Linked DNA regions of Homo sapiens: regions 2, 3 and 4 are each linked to region 1. The links are chromatin contacts, found by Hi-C or POLR2A ChIA-PET in ENCODE. All regions are on one chromosome and are shown on one strand. The core of a region is the stretch at or near the end of the contact, and the rest is flanking DNA. Distances in the headings are between cores, read along the strand shown. Region 1 holds the start of MAPK12 (mitogen-activated protein kinase 12). Region 2 holds the start of KLHDC7B (kelch domain containing 7B). Region 3 holds the start of SYCE3 (synaptonemal complex central element protein 3). Region 4 holds the start of CHKB (choline kinase beta).

Region 1 (4,191 bases), core at 1,121-3,620:
GGGTGGTTTGGCCTTGAGGACGCTAGGGCAGGCAGCACACCTGGATGTGGACTTGGACTCGGACACTTCTGCCCTGCACCCTGGCCCGCTCTCTACCTCTGCCCACCGTTGTGGCCCTGCAGCCGGAGATCTGAGGTGCTCTGGTCTGTGGGTCAGTCCTCTTTCCTTGTCCCAGGATGGAGCTGATCCAGTAACCTCGGAGACGGGACCCTGCCCAGAGCTGAGTTGGGGGTGTGGCTCTGCCCTGGAAAGGGGGTGACCTCTTGCCTCGAGGGGCCCAGGGAAGCCTGGGTGTCAAGTGCCTGCACCAGGGGTGCACAATAAAGGGGGTTCTCTCTCACTTGGCTTGTATCCAAAGGCTACTCCAGGCCCGGGTGCCCCCACCATCCCTGCTGCTGGGCGTGGGGGGAGTGTCTGGGTCATCCTGCATCACTCACCTCCAGCTGGCCAGATCCCTCAGGCCCCCAGTCAGACCAGCGGCCATCTTCTGGCACCCTCCCTGCTCCCTGGAGGGTCTGAGAGCCCAGGGGGACCAGGGGAAGACATGGCTGATGGGCAGACTTTGAGGGCACAGGGTGTGACAGCCACCCAGATGGTGACCCCAGCTGCCCTGTGGGGATGTACTGGGCAGGCTTGGCTTTGGGCCAAGATCCAGACACCACCCCCGCCTACCCCTCAGTGTTCAGGGAAGCTGGCTGGGGAGAAGTTGGGTGTCTCAAGGAGCAAGGGTCTGCCCATCCCTGGGTGGGGGCTGGGCAGGGTAGGGAAAATAGCTTTCCTTTCCCTCCTGGTGAAGGAAAAAGAGGCCACTTTAACCCAGGGAATGTGCACGCTGGTCCCGTTCCCACTACGCGCTGCAGCTTATGTGTGGGGGAGGGTCCAGGCCATTTGGGGTCAGGCAGTGTCTCTAAGGACCAGGGACAGTCTGTGCCCTTGCTTGGGTCTTGGGTAGGGGTGGAAACCGTCTGGGAGTTGGGGGCCTCCTGGGGCCTGGTCAGTGTAGTGGTCAATCCCGGGGGAAGTCCAGTGTTGGCGGTTGGGGGTGGGAGGAGAATGGTGACACAGCCCCACCTCAGAAGCCTGGTCCGTGCAGGGCCTGCTGGACCCCTGAGCCCCACCACGGGGAGTAAGGGGGACAGCGTGGAAGCTGGGCTTCCTGGAAGAGGTGGATGGAGTGCCACAGGCAGCCCAGGGCACAAAGGGTATGGGCCACAGGCAGCTGTGGTTTGGGTGGCCCTGGGCTGCCCCGCTCACTGGTCACGAGCTGGTGAATGCCGTGGAGCACGGCCCAAGCCCAGGTGTAAAGCTACTACCACCCTTGAGCGGCTGAGCTGCTGATTCATGGCAGGAGGGCGGGGCAGAAGGCCCTAGGGATCCTGTTACCCACCAGCCCAGTGGGCTCCTGGGGTGCCCCAACATCCCTTCTGAGATCCAGGTTCCTGGGCTGGTGAAGGGGTGTCAGGGTGGGGCTTTGCCCTCAGGAGCATCTGGTCCAGGATGGGGCCAGACCTATGGGAGGACAATGCCCACACAGAGGGGTCAGGCGGAGGGCCCCAGCAGGTCCCCATCCCTGCTGGAGAGAGTGCAGCCACTCTCAGCCTGGGTTTTGCAGGACAGGACAGGCAGGGGTGGGATGGGCAGAGACACCAGTACTTGCAATGCTTGGAGCAGGCACCCCACAGATGGGGGGAGCAGGGGGAGGAGCTGGGGGTCCAAAAGGGCCCACGGGGACCTATGGGACTGAGAGGCCCGGGGTCAGTGGCCACAGGAGTGGGGTTGGGGATGCAGCCTGAGGAGTTTGGGGGACAGACCCCTCCGTGTAGAAAGAGGGATACAGGCAGGACAGGTGCAGATGGACCCCTTGTTGGGGGACGGATGGATCAGGCTCAGTGGTAGGGCATCCTTGGGGGTGGCCTGCGAAGTTGACCCCGGGAACACAGGGCTCAGCCCGACTTGCGGCTGCCATAGAAGTCAGCGCTCAGGCTGTCAAGGATGGGCCCTGCGCCCTGGAGCCGTGGGGAGTTAGGACTGGAGCGGGCGGGGGGGGGGGGGGGGGGCTCCTGCTGAGACCCCCCCAGGGCGGGGAAGTTCAGCCAAAGGGGAGAGGCTGGCAGAGGTATCTCCGCGCCGCGTCCGGCCCTTTATGGGGACGAAGCTGCGGGGCGGCGCTCCCCTCCCCCTGCGCTTCCCCCCAGGCTCCGGCCCTCCCCAGGCTCCGGCCCTCCCCCGGCGGCGGCCGCCTCGGGTTTCCGGAGGGGCCGGAGGGCGGGCGAGGGCGTCACGTGCGCGCCGCCCGCGGGCCGGTTGGTCCCCGGGCGGGGGAGGGGCCGTGCGCAGCCTGGGTCGGGGTCGGGCCGGGGTCGGCACCTGGGACATCCCTGAGGGAAGGGCCGGGAGCGGGAGCGCCCCAGCGGCCGGCGGGCGGGCGGGCGAGCGGACGAGCGGCGCGGAGCCGGCCCGAGGCGCGCGCCGAGGGAGCCCCGTCCCCGGTCGTGGGGGCACCGCCCGCAGGCTCTGCGGGGTGGGCAGCTCCCGGGCCTGCCATGAGCTCTCCGCCGCCCGCCCGCAGTGGCTTTTACCGCCAGGAGGTGACCAAGACGGCCTGGGAGGTGCGCGCCGTGTACCGGGACCTGCAGCCCGTGGGCTCGGGCGCCTACGGCGCGGTGTGGTGAGCGCGGGCCGGGCGGGGCGGCCGGCGGGGCGGGCGGGGCCTGCGCGGGGTGCCCGGCCTTCCCGCTAAGCGGTCCGCCCCGCAGCTCGGCCGTGGACGGCCGCACCGGCGCTAAGGTGGCCATCAAGAAGCTGTATCGGCCTTTCCAGTCCGAGCTGTTCGCCAAGCGCGCCTACCGCGAGCTGCGCCTGCTCAAGCACATGCGCCACGAGAACGTGAGTCGCGCGGCCCCGCTCCGGGAAGGCGCCGCGGCCTCGGCTTGGTTCAGCTGGGCTGGGTTCCCCCACCCGGCAACCCCTCCTCCAGGCAGCCTGCTGTGGGGCCGGGCGGGGGTCGGGCCGTGGGTCCCCAGGGGAGAAGGAGAGCAAGGCCTGTCTCTCCTTGGGAGACGACTCCCCCAAGGGCCGTTCCCCATCCTCCGCCAGCCCCGGGAAGGACTCAGCCCCTTGACTCGGCGCCTCAGCCAGGCCCTGGTCAGGGAACACGACTTGGCCAGGCCCAGGGGATCCTCCAGGTCTCACGCCAAGCCTTGCCCCCAGCCAGGAAGCCCGCGGTGAGAGCATGCTCCCGGCGGGAGGATTTTCCTGGAAGGGGCACCTTCCCTCTTCCCCATCCCCTTTCCAGCCCCTCTGTGGAGCCCACTCTGCTGCTGTCCATCTCCCGAGTCTTCCGACCCGGTGGTGGAGGGGGAGGAGGGGGGCGCCAGAACGCAGGGAGTGTGTTGAACCCTCAGGAGCCCCTGGGGGTGAAGGGTTTAGGGAGCTGCTGTTTGAGGAGCACTGGGCGTGGTGGCCGCCTCACAGACACCCTCCTGTGCGTTGTGGGGGCCCATCCTTTCCAGTCCTTCCAGTGAGATGCCACGTACAGCTGCCCTGGGCCTCTCCCATGGCGGTGGCTGGCTGCTAAGAACCCGATCTCTCTGCCAGGGGTGCTCTGGTTTCTGGATACAGTCCCACTTGTCCACTGCCCCCCACGTCACTCCTGCCCTCCCCCTGGTCTGGGCCCAGCCTGAGGGCTGGTGGTCTGGGCACCCGGACCCTACCTACAGGGTGAGATGCTCTGGACCCTCCTGGGTCATCTGAGCCACCGGTGCCTTGGGAGAACGAGTCCCTGCGTCCACCAGCAAAGTGCCCCGTCCACCAGCAAAGTGCCCCGTCCCCCGGTTCCTGGCCACCGCTACTCCCTCAGCCCCTTGGATGGGTCTTTTTCTCTGAGGCTTCCCATGCCCACCCTGACCCCCAGCTCACTACCCTGGGCCCTGTGAAATCCATTTGCAGTGGACACCAGCCCTGCCCGCACCTCGACACCCCGTCACACCCAGCCCTGCCCCCACTTCGCCGGCACCGCACCCCCCCACCACCCGCCCATCACACCAAGGCCTTGCCCCAGGACTGCAGCCTTCCCCACGGCCCCCTGCTCCCACCCACCCACTCACCCACCCGTGCCTTGCCCCATCCAGCCAAGCGCTCTGGGGCTTTTTTTCTTTTTTTTTCTTTTGAGACCGAGTTTCGCTCTTGTTG
Region 2 (4,178 bases), core at 338-2,837, 280 kb before region 1:
CTCACGGCTCCGGGAGGGCGCGCGGCTGTGGCCGGCTGCAGCCGGCTTTGCTTGCTCCGGGGGCCGGGTGGGCCCCAGGTCAGCGGCAGGACTGTTATCTCGGGAGCTGTCAGCCCCGGCCTCGCCGGCATCGTAGGCCCCTGTGGCACCCGGCCCTTGGGACGAGAGTGGGCGACCTTGAGGCGGACTCTCTAGCCAGGGGCGCGTGGAGTCTGGGGCTGGGCCAAAGCTCCGGGTGCCCGGGACCTCCCTGCTGACCCAGGGCCAGCCTCCTCCGGGGGCAGGGACCCCCGAGGCCTCCCTGCTCCAGCCACCCTTGGCCCCAGAGCCTTCCGTCTGAGACCCAGGCTGCAGGGCGCGGGGAGCGGGCAGCGCCGGGAGTGCGGGCTCCTGGGCGAGTGGGGGTCCTGTGGGGAGGCCGCGCGCGTGGGCGTCCAGGGCGGCGGCCCCGTCCACCGCGTCCCACACGCTCCCCGCGGCGCCCAGGCGGAGCGGGTCCAGTTTCCGGGGGCGGCGGGCTCTGTCTCCCGAGCCAGCGTCCATCCGCCGCCGCCGGCCCCGGCCTCTCCCCATCGAGCCCGAGGGCCCCGCGCCCGCCTGCCAGGGGCCAGTGTCCTGTTGCCCCGCGGGGCCTGCGGCCTGGCGAGAGGACGCCCTGACACCACCTGTCTCCGCCTCCGCTTCGCTGCCAGGGCTCCGAGGAGTGAAGTGGATCAGGAGGGGGGCGGACATCCCCCCTGCTTCGCTCCTGCCCAGGAGGGCAGTGCCTGGCCTGGGAGGCTCCTTTCCTTCCGCTCGGGGGGCCGCGGGGGTGGCACTGCCCCGTTGCTGTCCTAATGCCTCTCTGCGGGCCTCCTCGACAGCCGTCTTGAGTGGAAGCCGGGCCATGGCGGCCAGGCCCCCGCCCGGCGCTGCAGCAGGGACAGGGCTCTGCTGGCCGCGTCCTGGGGGCTCTGGTTTCCCCTGCCCTGGGCTCTGCCCCTCGCTGCCATCACTGACCTTAGACTTCGGTTGCAGGGCCAGCTCAGCTCCTCCTGCCTGATGAGGTTGAGCCCCGAGGGCTGTGGACACCGGTTCTGCCGCCTCTTGATCGTGCCCGGAGCCAAACCAGTGTAAGGCCAGCGCTGTGGCAGCCACCACAGCCAGCGCCAGGAGGGCCAGCACAGCACTATCCCAGTCATTGTCACTGTCCCAGTCCCAGCCCCAGAGGGGACCATCTGGCTCCAAGGTGCCCTGGATCATGGTTCAGGGCTGCAATAGAGGCCTGATGGCAGGCTGGCAGTGCATGCAGAGCACAGAGGCCTGGGCTGAGGCACCGGCCAGCGCCTGCCCCAAGGGCTGCCCAGTTAAGGTGGACCAGTCCTCCAGGGCCTGGGAATGGTGGGGTCTCTGCTTGCACTCAGGCCTGGGGGTGTCAGTAGGGCCTGGCTGCAGATATCAGGAGACAGCGAGGCTTATGGCAGGATAGGAGCCCAGGGTCTCTGCAAGCACCCCACCAGCTCCTGCCCTCTTCTCCTCCTCGTAGGCCCCAGGGTCCTCAGGCAGCGTTCCTGAGCTCTGTGCTGTCATCACAGCCAACCTGCTTCTGCCTGGTAGACCCTCACACCCCTAAATTTATTCCACACCCCACAGTCCCTCCTCTCAGCCTGGGCCCAGCTTCAGGGGGCTTGGCAGGGAAGGGTTACCCACAGGGAGATGTTATCTCTAGCTCTAGCAATGTGATGTGGCCCTGATGAAATCACCAGAAACCGGAGAGGCTGATTCCACTGTGGGCCAGCAGGGGAGGGGTGGGGGCCGTGCACGGGAGGGTGCAGGCTGTGCCTGACGGTGGTCTCTCAGGCTGAAGAGGGAGACCCTGGACACGGGTCCTGGCAGTGAGCATTATCATTGCAGGGGTGCTGTGGAGGTTTGTACTGGGGCACAGGGAGGGGGCATAGAGAGGAGACTGAGGCTCCCATAGCTCCTCCTCCAGCAGCTTTTGGACTCCTTACTCTGGGTTTACCAGACATGGGATAGGGTTATCAAGTCAAGAGAAAAAAAAAATTAATGGGATAAATAAAATCCAAACATATTTCTCTCTTTATGGCCAGGCTTATTTCAGCCCACCTAGACCTTCTAGGATCTCCTGGACCCCCTGCGCCCATCGAGAGTGTCTTGACTGCCCAGATGAGACTCTCACTGTGCCCCTGGAGAACCCTGAGCCCAGCCTGCCCCCTACTCCAGTTACCGCATCAGCCAGCACCTGGATCCCTTAGAAACCACCCCCCTCTGGCCCCAGGTGCTCTAATAGCCAGACTCTGGGTGTCTTCATCTCAGTCCTCAGCCTTCCCTTATCTGAGCTGAGGACTCGCCCTCGAGACCACATCCTGGCTGGTACCTCCTAGCCCTGGCTCAGGCCGGCATGTAGGTACTTCTGTTGGATGTGAGCACTTGCTTCCTGAGGGAGAAGCCTGGGCTCCTCCACCTGCTCCTTGCTTAATCCCATCTCAGGAGTGTCTCGGGCCAGGTGCCAGGTGAGGCTCAGACAAGAAAAAGAGCCTGGAGTCCCTGGGACAAAGGCAGGGCTCCCTGGAAAGTACCGTGTGTATTTTTCCTTCCTCTGGGACACAGCAGGCCTGGGGATTTCTCCCTTACTCAAGCAGCAAGGAGATGGCCTAGGAGTGTCCCTGGCACCCAGCCTGAACCCTACTGAGCCTCAGGTAACTCACCTCCCAGCTCCCCCTGGGACTATTAGATGACAGGGAGAGGGTGAGGGTGGGCCCCATGCCTTAAGGTGGACCTCAAGTTGAGGGAAGGCTTTCTAGACCGTGCCCTTATTCTCTGTCCCAGTCTCAGGCTCTGCCTCTTGGTTAAGTTTGGGGTCCAGAAACCTTCAGAGGATGGAGATGACACCCATAAATATTAGAGACTGAGTAGGGGGCGGGAAGCGGTGGCGGCAGCGCACCCCCGGGGTGCAACTGCCCTGGAACTCCAAGTGGTGGCTTCAAAACTGGATTAAAATTTATTTCCGCGAAACCCTGGAGTCACGGTCCGGCGCCGACTGGCGTTTTCTGCCGTAGACTGAGAACGCGTCAGGGATGGCTCCGTTGGCAGCGCGCGCGAGCGCCCCCGGGCCGCGCCTGGAGGGTTGACAGCGACTCGCGGGCGAACTGTGAACCCGCAGCCCCTGGGCTCCGAGCGCAAACCTGGCGACTGGGAGGGCCCGGGGAGCGGGTGAGCCAGCGCCAGCCCCGCCGGCCCCAGGAGCGCGAATTTCTCTACATTTCCGGCTGTGGCCGCAGTTGGAGGATGGGATCAAAACGGGCAAAAAAGTGCGACCTGGGCCGAGGTGTCGGATCGCCTCGAGGTGGGAGGCCGAGGTGTTGGATCGCCTGAGGTCAGCAGTTCGAGACCAGCCTGGCCGACAGGGAGAAACCCTGTCTTTACCGAAAATAGAAAAATTAGCCGGGCGTGGTGGCGGGCGCCTGTAATCCCAGCTACTCCAGAGGCTGAGGCAGGAGAATCGCTTGAACCCGGGGAGTTGCAGTGAGCCGAGATCGCGCCACTGCACTCCAGCCTGGGTGACAGAGCCAGACTCCATCTCAAAAAAAAGAAAAAAAGACACCAGCAAAGGGTTTTTTTCTGTTAATAACTAGGTCCCCCCAACCCCCCAAAAAGGAGGATGGTTAAAAGCAGAAAAGGCAAAAAATAAAGGCTTTTGGCCGGGCGTGGTGGCTCACACCTGTAATCTCAGCACTTTGGGAGGCCGAGGCAGGCAGATCACCTGAGGTCAGGCGTTCAAGACCAGCCTGGCCAACATGGTGAAACCCCTGCTCTACTTTAAAAAAAAAAAAAAATTAGTGGGGCATGGTGCCGGACACCTGTAATACTAGCCACTCAGAAGGCTGAGGCAGGAGAATCGCTTGAACCCGGGAGGCGGAGGTTTCAGTGAGCCGAGATCGCACCGCCACACTCCAGCCTGGGCGACAGAGCGAGACTCTGTCTTAAAAAATAAAATAAATAAACTCTTTTATATTTCAAAATCTGAAGACAAATCACTGTAGTGCAGATAAAATAAAACGTTCATATCATTTTATTATTTTAACGTGTTTCATATTATTTTAACGTGTGACATTAAACAATTTCAGGGCCGGGCGCGGTGGCTCAAGCCTGTAATCCCAGCACTGTGGGAGGCCGAG
Region 3 (3,884 bases), core at 801-3,300, 300 kb before region 1:
TGCCTTGGGCATCAACATCATAAGTACGTGGGGAGAGAAAGAGGGGGCCACCTGTGGGAGGCTTTGATGGCCTCAACCTCAAAGTGATACACAGCATTTCCCTCCACACCCTCTGGCTAAAGACTTGTATTTCAAGAGAATCTGAGAAGTAGAGTCTAGCTGTGTGTCCAGGGCGTAAAGGAAACATTTAGTGACAGTTGGTCTCAGATACACAAGGGCATGGGAAGACCAGCCTGACATCTTCCTGGGCTTCATGGCCTGGAGTTTGCAGGGTAGCCCACCTCCAGCTCCTGAGCAGGGTACTCAAGAGCCTGCACATTCCAGCTCAACTGATCTTTCCCGAGTCTTCTCTGTCCCTTACCAAGAACCCTGAGCCCAGAACACACTCGCCATTCCCCAAAGGAGGCAGGCTGAGCCACACCTTCGCCTTTGCCCTAGATGGGCCTTCTGCCTGGAATCCTGTGCCCTTTCTCCTACTCTCTCGGAAGCTGTCTTCCTTAGCCATCAGAATTATTCCTGATTCGGGCCAAGCACAGTGGCTCACACCTGTAATCCCAGCACTTTGGGAGTCCGAGGCGGGTGGATCACCTGAGGACAGGAGTTCGAGACCAGCCTGGCCAACATAGCGAAACCCGGTCTCTACTAAAAATACAAAAACTAGCTGGGCGTTGTGGCATGTGCTTGTAATCCCAGCTACTAGGGAGGCTGAGGCAGGAGAATCACTTGAACCTGGGAGGCGGAGGTTGCAGTGAGCCGAGATCGTGCCACTGCACTCCAGCCTGGGCAACAGAGCAAGACTCCGTCTCAAAAAAAAAAAAAAAGAATTATTCCCTATTCATGTTTCTCTGGGCTGCTGTAACAGAAATCGGCTCTGGGCTGTATAAGCAAATGGAAGTATGAAGAGCAGCTCACAGGTGGAAAGGGATGGCCAGAAAACCGGGTTCAACCGGGGCAGGAACCTGGCAGCTGGCGGAGGGAGTGTGGCCCAGGCAGCAGCCTCCTCAATAAACAAGCGAATGCTCACTCCTTGCCCAGAACTGTCTGGCTCAACCCCAGCCATTTTTCCTCCTCTGCAATCAGGCTGCTAAGAATCAGAATCCCTGAGAGAAAATTCAGGGGGTCTAAGGTTTGTCAGGATTCTCAAACACAAGGTGTTCAAAATCAAAGTTAACCTTCCAAGCTAGCTTCTCCCACTCTTCCACATCTCTGCCAGTGGTATCACCCCGGCCATTAGCCCCTTGCTTCTTTCTCCCTCCCTCCCACATTACCAAGCCCTGTCAAGTCGACCTTGGAATGGCTTTGACCCTGTCCACCACTCAGCCAAACAACAGCAACGGCCGGCCCCGTCGCCACCCGCCTCGGCAGCCAGAGACCTTTTAACTCTGCCACTCGCCTACTTACCACCCTTCTAGGGTGCCCACGTCCCTCTGAAAAAAAAGGCTGAGCTCAGACTGGCCTCTGGTCAGCCTCCTCCCAGCCAGAGCTTTCTGTCACTGCCCTTCTAGGTGTTGAGTGGCTCTGCTTCCAGTTCTTGCCTGGAGACCAGGAGCGCCCGGGAGGCCCCAGCACTTTCCAGCCCACATAGACCTGCGTGCACCTCTGCCTCGTCTCCCTGAGCCCGGGCTGCCTCCTCTGTAAGATACATGCCACATAATGTCCGCCACACATGATCGCTGTGACAGTGGAAATAGCTGGGCGTTCAGCGACTCATTCGACAAATGTTTACCAGCACCTTTGGTACCGGGCGCTGTCCTGGACACTGGGGACACAGCAGGCAAACGGGGCCCTGCGTATAAATCCTTAAGCTCAAGAAGGAGGTGGGGGCAAAACTGTCAGGCCGGGAAGCTCTTCATCTCCGCAGGATTCTCCCTCAACCTCAGGACGTCCCCAGCACCGCACCTGCCAGTCCCAGACTCGGACGCCGCAGACCTGTGGGAGCAGCGCGGAATGCCCCGCCCCTTTTCCCGAGGACACCCAATGAGGGCGAGAGGTCACTTCCGGGGAGGGTTCGCTAACGGAAAGGGCGGGGCATCCCTCTCGAGGAGCGGCCTTGTTCCTCAAGCGGCCGCTGGGGGCGCCAGAGCAGGACCGGAGCGCGGGCCAAGCTGGAGGTGAGCGAGGCCGCGCCCCCCTGGGCCCCGGCCCTCCCAACGCGCCCTGACGGCTGGGCTCCGCCTGACCCTGTCCTAGCGTTCGCGGTGGCACCAACCTCAAGCCAGACCCTTGACTTCGACCCAACTCCACTCACCCGACTCCACTCACTCCACACCCCATGCCCCTCCCCCGACGCCCCTCACCCCGCCTCACCCTTCACCCCTCATCGCTCACGTCACCGCTCACCCGCCTCCTCACCCAGCCTCGCCCCTCACCCCTCACCCCGCCTCACCCCTCACCCCGCCTCACCCCTCACCCCTCATCCCGCCTCACCCCTCACCCCTCATCCCGCCTCACCCCTCACCCCTCCTCACCCCGCCTCACCCGCCTCGCCCCTCACCCCTCACCCCTCCTCACCCCGCCTCACCCCTCACCCCTCACCCCGCCTCACCCCTCACCCCGCCTCACCCCTCACCCCGCCTCACCCTTCACCCCTCACCCCGCCTCACCCTTCACCCCTCACCCCGCCTCACCCCTCACCCCTCACCCCGCCTCACCCTTCACCCCTCACCCCGCCTCACCCTTCACCCCTCACCCCGCCTCACCCCTCCTTACCCCGCCTCACCCGCCTCGCCCCTCACCCCTCATCGCTCACGTCACCGTTCACCCGCCTCCTCACCCAGCCTCACCCCTCACCCCGCCTCACCCCTCACCCCGCCTCACCCCTCACCCCTCCTCACCCCGCCTCACCCCGCCTCACCCCTCCCCCGCTCCCCTCACTGCACACTCCATACCCCACTCTCCCCACCTTACATCCCTCACCTCAGTCCTTCACCCCCTTAACCTAATCTCCATGTCCTCACACCATACACTCCTGATCCTGAAGTCTGCACACCCTGGGCTTCTCATTCCGTGCAGCCTGCCCCTCTTACCCTCACACCTGCCACACCTGGGACCCCGGAGTCCACACACCACCTCACACCCCAAGTTCCCACACGCACCTCTGGCTTCCTCCACCTGCACTTCAGGACCCGCCCAGACTCTTCATAGCCCAACTCCAAGACTTCTCTCCCACATCACAGGTGCATTCCCTTCCTGTGCTGCTCTCATCCCGTACAAAAGAGCACATCTCTGCACCAAGCATCCCTCTTATCCCCTCACATTCCTTGTTCTCAGAGGGATCCCAGACTCTGTTAGAAACTCTTCGTACCAGGCAAGACACTCAGACCACAAACCAGACTCTAGGCTCTGACTCGCTCAACCCCCGTCCTTCACACCTAAAGTGATACCCAAGCCAGACCCTACACTCCCGCCCCACGCTCCCGCCCCACACTCCTCCCGCCCCACGCTCCTCCCGCCCCACACTTCCGCCACCCATCCTAAGCTCCGTTCCATTGTGCTTTGGTGCGGGCTCAGGCCTCTTTCTCCACCCGTTCCCAGTCATCCCAGGCAACCTCATTAGGCAAGAAATGCCGTGAATTCTAATCCTGTGGCTGCTTCCTCCACATCAGCTCTCACACCCTCTCCCTGGATCTCCTTTTCAGATCCATCCCTCTTCTGAGATCCAGTGCCACTCCGGCCCAGCCTCCATCCTTCTAGCAGTCTCATGCTCTATCCCCAAATCTACCTGTGGCCACCCCAACGCCCCACTTATAGAAACTACATGTCTTTTCTATGCCTCTGCTTCACCCCAACCATCAACCACCCCTTAAGCCACTCTCATACTTGTGCTCTCAGTGTCCTTACCTTGTCCATCCACTGCATGTATGTTTACGTTCCCAGGCCTTCTA
Region 4 (4,072 bases), core at 1,229-3,728, 320 kb before region 1:
CCATATAAATGTGAACTGCTTTTAATCCTCTTTACCACTGGCAATTGAAAAGAATGTTCACCAAGTCAATAATTGCATTATCAAGAGCCAGAGGTGCATTTATCGGTTCCAGTAAAGATACCACACCTAGCACAGCTGTGTGATCGGGGACACGACTTGGCTAAGTTTGTGCAGGGCATCATCATTTACTTGAATCCACCAAGATTTAGCAGGAGCCATTCAGGTTAATTGAAGGGATGAAACGGTAACCACTGCTTTATAAGTCTTTGAGGGCGAAATACCTCTGCAATTACACCTGGAATGCAGCATTGTTTCTGACTTACTATCTTGGAAAGGTTTCAGTAGGGTGAGGAGTTTCAAAGGTTTCTACTTTGCGCTTCCTTACATATGGTACCAAAGGCCTGGGATCAATGTATACGCTCCGCCCTCTGCTAGGTAAAAACATCCCAAGTATGCATTGAGACCAGAGAAGTAACCACAGGACTCGGGTTGGGAATTCTGCTTATCATCTGATTTCCATAAGCCTGCACCCTAATGAGAGGGCCATGATGCTTCAGGGCTCCTGGAAACAGTGTCAGCTCAGATCCTGTATCAGCCCTTCAAAGACCTAGACAGTCCCTTTTCCGAAGTAAACTAGTTTTTTTGGTGTGTTTGTTGTTGCTGTTCAGACAGTCTTGCTGTGTTGCTCAGGCTGGAGTGCAGTGGCGTGAACACAGGTCACTGCAGCCTTGACCTCCTGGGCTTAAGTGATTCTCTCACCTCAGCATCCAGAGTAGCTGGAACCACAGGCACCTGCCACCACGCCCAGCTAATCTTTTAATTTTTGTAAAGACAGGTTCTTGCTATGTTGCCCAGGCTGGTCTCAAACTCCTGGGCTCAAACGATCCTCCTACTTCGGCTTCCCAAAGTGCAGGGATTAAAAGCGTGACCCACTGCCCCCAGCCAGAATCAGTTTTCTTTTTTTTTTTTTTTTTTTTGAGACTGAGTCTGACTCTGTCGCTCAGGCTGGAGTGCAGTGGCTCGCGGCAACAAGGCCTGGGTTCAAGGGATTGTCACGCCTCAGCCTCCCGTGTAGCTGGGATTACAGGCACAAGCCACCAAACCCGGCTAATTTTTGTATTTTTAGTAGCGACGGGGTTTCGCTATGTTGGCCAGGGTGGTCTCAAACTCCTGACCTCAAGTGATCTGCCCGCCTCGGCCTCCCAAAATGCTGGGAGTACAGGCGTGAGCCACCACGCCCGGACCAGTTACTTTTTAAAGTGGCTCTAGGTCCCTTTAGGGAAGGATTGGAGGAATATTTCTTGGTATATGCTCAGATGCTGGTATTGTAAGATCCTTCCTGAGAGGAACCAAGCCTCCTTGTCAATTAATGGGCTCTAGGTCTCAAAACTGACTCAGATTTAAACAGAATGATCATGATTTTCCACTGCAGCAAAAGTGACATTAGCCTTGTGATCACCAATTTTTGATTTCTTTCTGGTTATCAAACAATACTCTAGTCAGATGCCCCAAAGAACACCATGGTTCGACAGACATTGCCACAGATCTCTGTGGGTCCAGCGTTCCTGGTCGCCGCTCTAGCCTGGGGCAGAAGCAGAAATGCAGGAGGCACGCGTTTAAATCAGGACGCCCTCAATGGGAGGTGCGCAGGCCGAGGAGGGGGCTGCGGCAAGCTGCGAGTCTTCACTTTCTTCGGCTCTTGGGTTTGACTCTGTAATTGGTTCTAGGCCTGGAGGAGACGAGGAGGATAGGGGGAGAGGGGAATGAATGAAGACGCGCATCTCAAGCGGGGCAGCAAAAGACTCCTCATTCAGAGGTGCGGCTCTACCGGCCAGGGAGTCCCCGTGTAGACTGGGCATTTATGCAACTGGAGTCATCGGAACTGTCCCAAGGGTCACATTCCTTCAGCAAATGTTTACTGCGTACCCACCGGGTGCCCGCATCCCGCACTCTGCCCGCGCTGTGCGGCCCTGCCTAGCGCGCGCGCCTCCTCCAGGCCTCACCCACGCTCAGGACGGACGCGCGCTGGACGGCTCTTCCTTGTCGGAGCGCCCCAGGGGTCGGGGAAGAGGGCCCGGCAAGGGAGCCCTCGCGCCGGAGCTGCAGCTGCAGCCGCCGCCCCGCCGCCCCGCCGGCTCCCACGGGGCAGAGACGCAGCTCCTCTCCGGTCTTCCCGTACGCTACCGCGCCCGGGCAGTTCCTCGCCCGCGCACGCGCCGCTCCGCCAACTGATTGGCCTCCGGCGCCTCGGATTGGCCCAGGCCGTCCAACAGCAGCCCCGCCCAGAGAGAGACCATTGGTCCTTGCCCATAGGGGCGGGGCCCGGCAGAGATCTGCGGAATTCGGCCTTCGGAAAGAGCCCCCGGGCCGGGGCACGGAGAGAGCCGAGCGCCGCAGCCGTGAGCCGAATAGAGCCGGAGAGACCCGAGTATGACCGGAGAAGCCCAGGCCGGCCGGAAGAGGAGCCGAGCGCGGCCGGAAGGAACCGAGCCCGTCCGAAGGGAGCGGAGCGCAGCCTGGCCTGGGGCCCGGTCGAGCCCGCGCCATGGCGGCCGAGGCGACAGCTGTGGCCGGAAGCGGGGCTGTTGGCGGCTGCCTGGCCAAAGACGGCTTGCAGCAGTCTAAGTGCCCGGACACTACCCCAAAACGGCGGCGCGCCTCGTCGCTGTCGCGTGACGCCGAGCGCCGAGCCTACCAATGGTGCCGGGAGTACTTGGGCGGGGCCTGGCGCCGAGTGCAGCCCGAGGAGCTGAGGGTTTACCCCGTGAGGTGGGAGGTCAGGGGTCAGCCTCTCCGGTGCGCGGATCGGGGTCAGGGGTCAGCCGCGGGGCCCTCAGGATGCTCCATGTTTTCGCCCCCCTCTTGCGCCCGCGCCTGGGGCGGGGCGGGGCCGGCCTGGCCGGGAGGGGGCCGGGGCCGCGGCAGGTAGGGCCGGCCGCGGGCTGAGCGCGCCTGGTGTGGGTCTGCAGCGGAGGCCTCAGCAACCTGCTCTTCCGCTGCTCGCTCCCGGACCACCTGCCCAGCGTTGGCGAGGAGCCCCGGGAGGTGCTTCTGCGGCTGTACGGAGCCATCTTGCAGGTGAGGGGGGTGTGAGCGCCGCAGCACCAGTGGCTTTAGGGCCTGTCGCTTACGCGATGCGGGTAGTATTGTTCCCGTTGCGCAGTTGAGGACACCGAGGTTCACGGTCTGAGTAACACCTCATTACACCGAAGCCTGGGCCTGTATTCCCAGAGCTTTGGGAGGCTGAGGCGAGAGGATCACTTGAGCACAGGAGTTCGAGACCAGCCTGGACAACATAGTGAGACCCCCATCTCTAAATAAAAATAGACCAACGCTAAAGCCTGTGCTCCAGAGCCTCCAGGCAATTGGATCAGAAGTCGCAGCTCTGGTGGGAGGAAGGCGAGCCCTCATGTGTGTCCCTGTGCCACTTTGCCTTGGCCCCTTTGCTGTCCATCCTTTTTCAGGGCGTGGACTCCCTGGTGCTAGAAAGCGTGATGTTCGCCATACTTGCGGAGCGGTCGCTGGGGCCCCAGCTGTACGGAGTCTTCCCAGAGGGCCGGCTGGAACAGTACATCCCAGTACGGGCCCAGTCCTACCCTCTCCTCCCCAAGGCACCTCCACCCCCTAACCCTACCCCAGTGCCCAATGTCTGCCTCCACATCCCTCACCCCAAGTAGGGAATTTCCCCCAAAACCCTGACTTCCCCTCATTGCCCCAGCCCTTCCCACTCCTGCCCCAGCCCCATCACCACCCTGATAGCTTCCTGGGTGCAGAGTCGGCCATTGAAAACTCAAGAGCTTCGAGAGCCAGTGTTGTCAGCAGCCATTGCCACGAAGATGGCGCAATTTCATGGCATGGAGATGCCTTTCACCAAGGAGCCCCACTGGCTGTTTGGGACCATGGAGCGGTGAGTCAGGAGCCTCCTCAGGGCTCCTGTACTCCTGAGCTGAACCTCCATGCCAGCGGATGTGTCGGGGGCTCTATCCAGCCCTCCACTTGAGTGGATCTGATGTCATGGGCTGTCACAGAACAGGCTTTTAAATGCTTGCCAGAGGCCACATGCAGTGCCTCA

Evidence for each region. A loop is a pair of places that touch in the nucleus more often than their neighbours do. ChIA-PET counts read pairs that join two places held with the same protein, here RNA polymerase II (POLR2A). Pooled maps may share reads with other maps.
Region 2: a pooled map shows a loop between it and region 1 (2.1-fold over the local background). The contact joins the promoter of KLHDC7B here to the promoter of MAPK12 in region 1. A Hi-C loop is called at or near these places in 2 of 37 single-sample maps with no recorded cell type and 5 of 50 pooled maps. POLR2A ChIA-PET finds 5 or more read pairs at or near these places in 3 of 52 experiments (activated B cell, activated naive CD4-positive, alpha-beta T cell and activated naive CD8-positive, alpha-beta T cell).
Region 3: a pooled map shows a loop between it and region 1 (3-fold over the local background). The contact joins the promoter of SYCE3 here to the promoter of MAPK12 in region 1. A Hi-C loop is called at or near these places in 1 of 37 single-sample maps with no recorded cell type and 6 of 50 pooled maps. POLR2A ChIA-PET finds 5 or more read pairs at or near these places in 2 of 52 experiments (Caco-2 and RWPE1).
Region 4: a loop to region 1 is called in a pooled map, with 4 times the contacts of the local background. The contact joins the promoter of CHKB here to the promoter of MAPK12 in region 1. A Hi-C loop is called at or near these places in 3 of 168 maps with a recorded cell type or tissue (B cell, OCI-LY7 and naive thymus-derived CD4-positive, alpha-beta T cell), 4 of 37 single-sample maps with no recorded cell type and 10 of 50 pooled maps. POLR2A ChIA-PET finds 5 or more read pairs at or near these places in 2 of 52 experiments (activated CD4-positive, alpha-beta T cell and activated naive CD4-positive, alpha-beta T cell).

The regions. Positions count from the first base shown.
Region 1 is chr22:50,259,862-50,264,052 of GRCh38, reverse strand. MAPK12 (mitogen-activated protein kinase 12) reads left to right here and starts at 2,370. Exons shown (of 12, transcript NM_002969.6): 1 at 2,370-2,668; 2 at 2,757-2,886. The coding sequence starts at 2,544. It overlaps MAPK11 (mitogen-activated protein kinase 11), which reads left to right. Exons shown (of 12, transcript NM_002751.7): 12 at 1-340. RefSeq lists enhancers at 1,253-1,984, 3,554-4,054 and silencers at 2,032-2,081, 2,092-2,401, 2,432-2,801, 2,952-3,131.
Region 2 is chr22:50,543,308-50,547,485 of GRCh38, reverse strand. KLHDC7B (kelch domain containing 7B) reads right to left here and starts at 1,587. Exons shown (of 1, transcript NM_138433.5): 1 at 1-1,587. The coding sequence starts at 1,242. It overlaps KLHDC7B-DT (KLHDC7B divergent transcript), which reads left to right. Exons shown (of 4, transcript NR_199716.1): 2 at 1,018-1,112; 3 at 2,091-2,699. RefSeq lists a silencer at 2,972-3,266.
Region 3 is chr22:50,561,085-50,564,968 of GRCh38, reverse strand. It overlaps SYCE3 (synaptonemal complex central element protein 3), which reads left to right and starts at 2,050. Exons shown (of 3, transcript NM_001123225.3): 1 at 2,050-2,111. It overlaps LOC107985568 (a long non-coding RNA gene), which reads right to left and starts at 2,008. Exons shown (of 2, transcript XR_001755606.3): 1 at 1,402-2,008. RefSeq lists silencers at 1,949-2,358, 3,429-3,627.
Region 4 is chr22:50,581,255-50,585,326 of GRCh38, reverse strand. CHKB (choline kinase beta) reads left to right here and starts at 2,478. Exons shown (of 11, transcript NM_005198.5): 1 at 2,478-2,769; 2 at 2,970-3,078; 3 at 3,465-3,578; 4 at 3,774-3,907. The coding sequence starts at 2,546. It overlaps CHKB-CPT1B (CHKB-CPT1B readthrough (NMD candidate)), which reads left to right and starts at 2,328. Exons shown (of 30, transcript NR_027928.2): 1 at 2,328-2,769; 2 at 2,970-3,078; 3 at 3,465-3,578; 4 at 3,774-3,907. It overlaps CHKB-DT (CHKB divergent transcript), which reads right to left and starts at 2,301. Exons shown (of 4, transcript NR_110536.1): 1 at 2,004-2,301. RefSeq lists silencers at 1,932-2,331, 2,362-2,451, 2,782-2,981.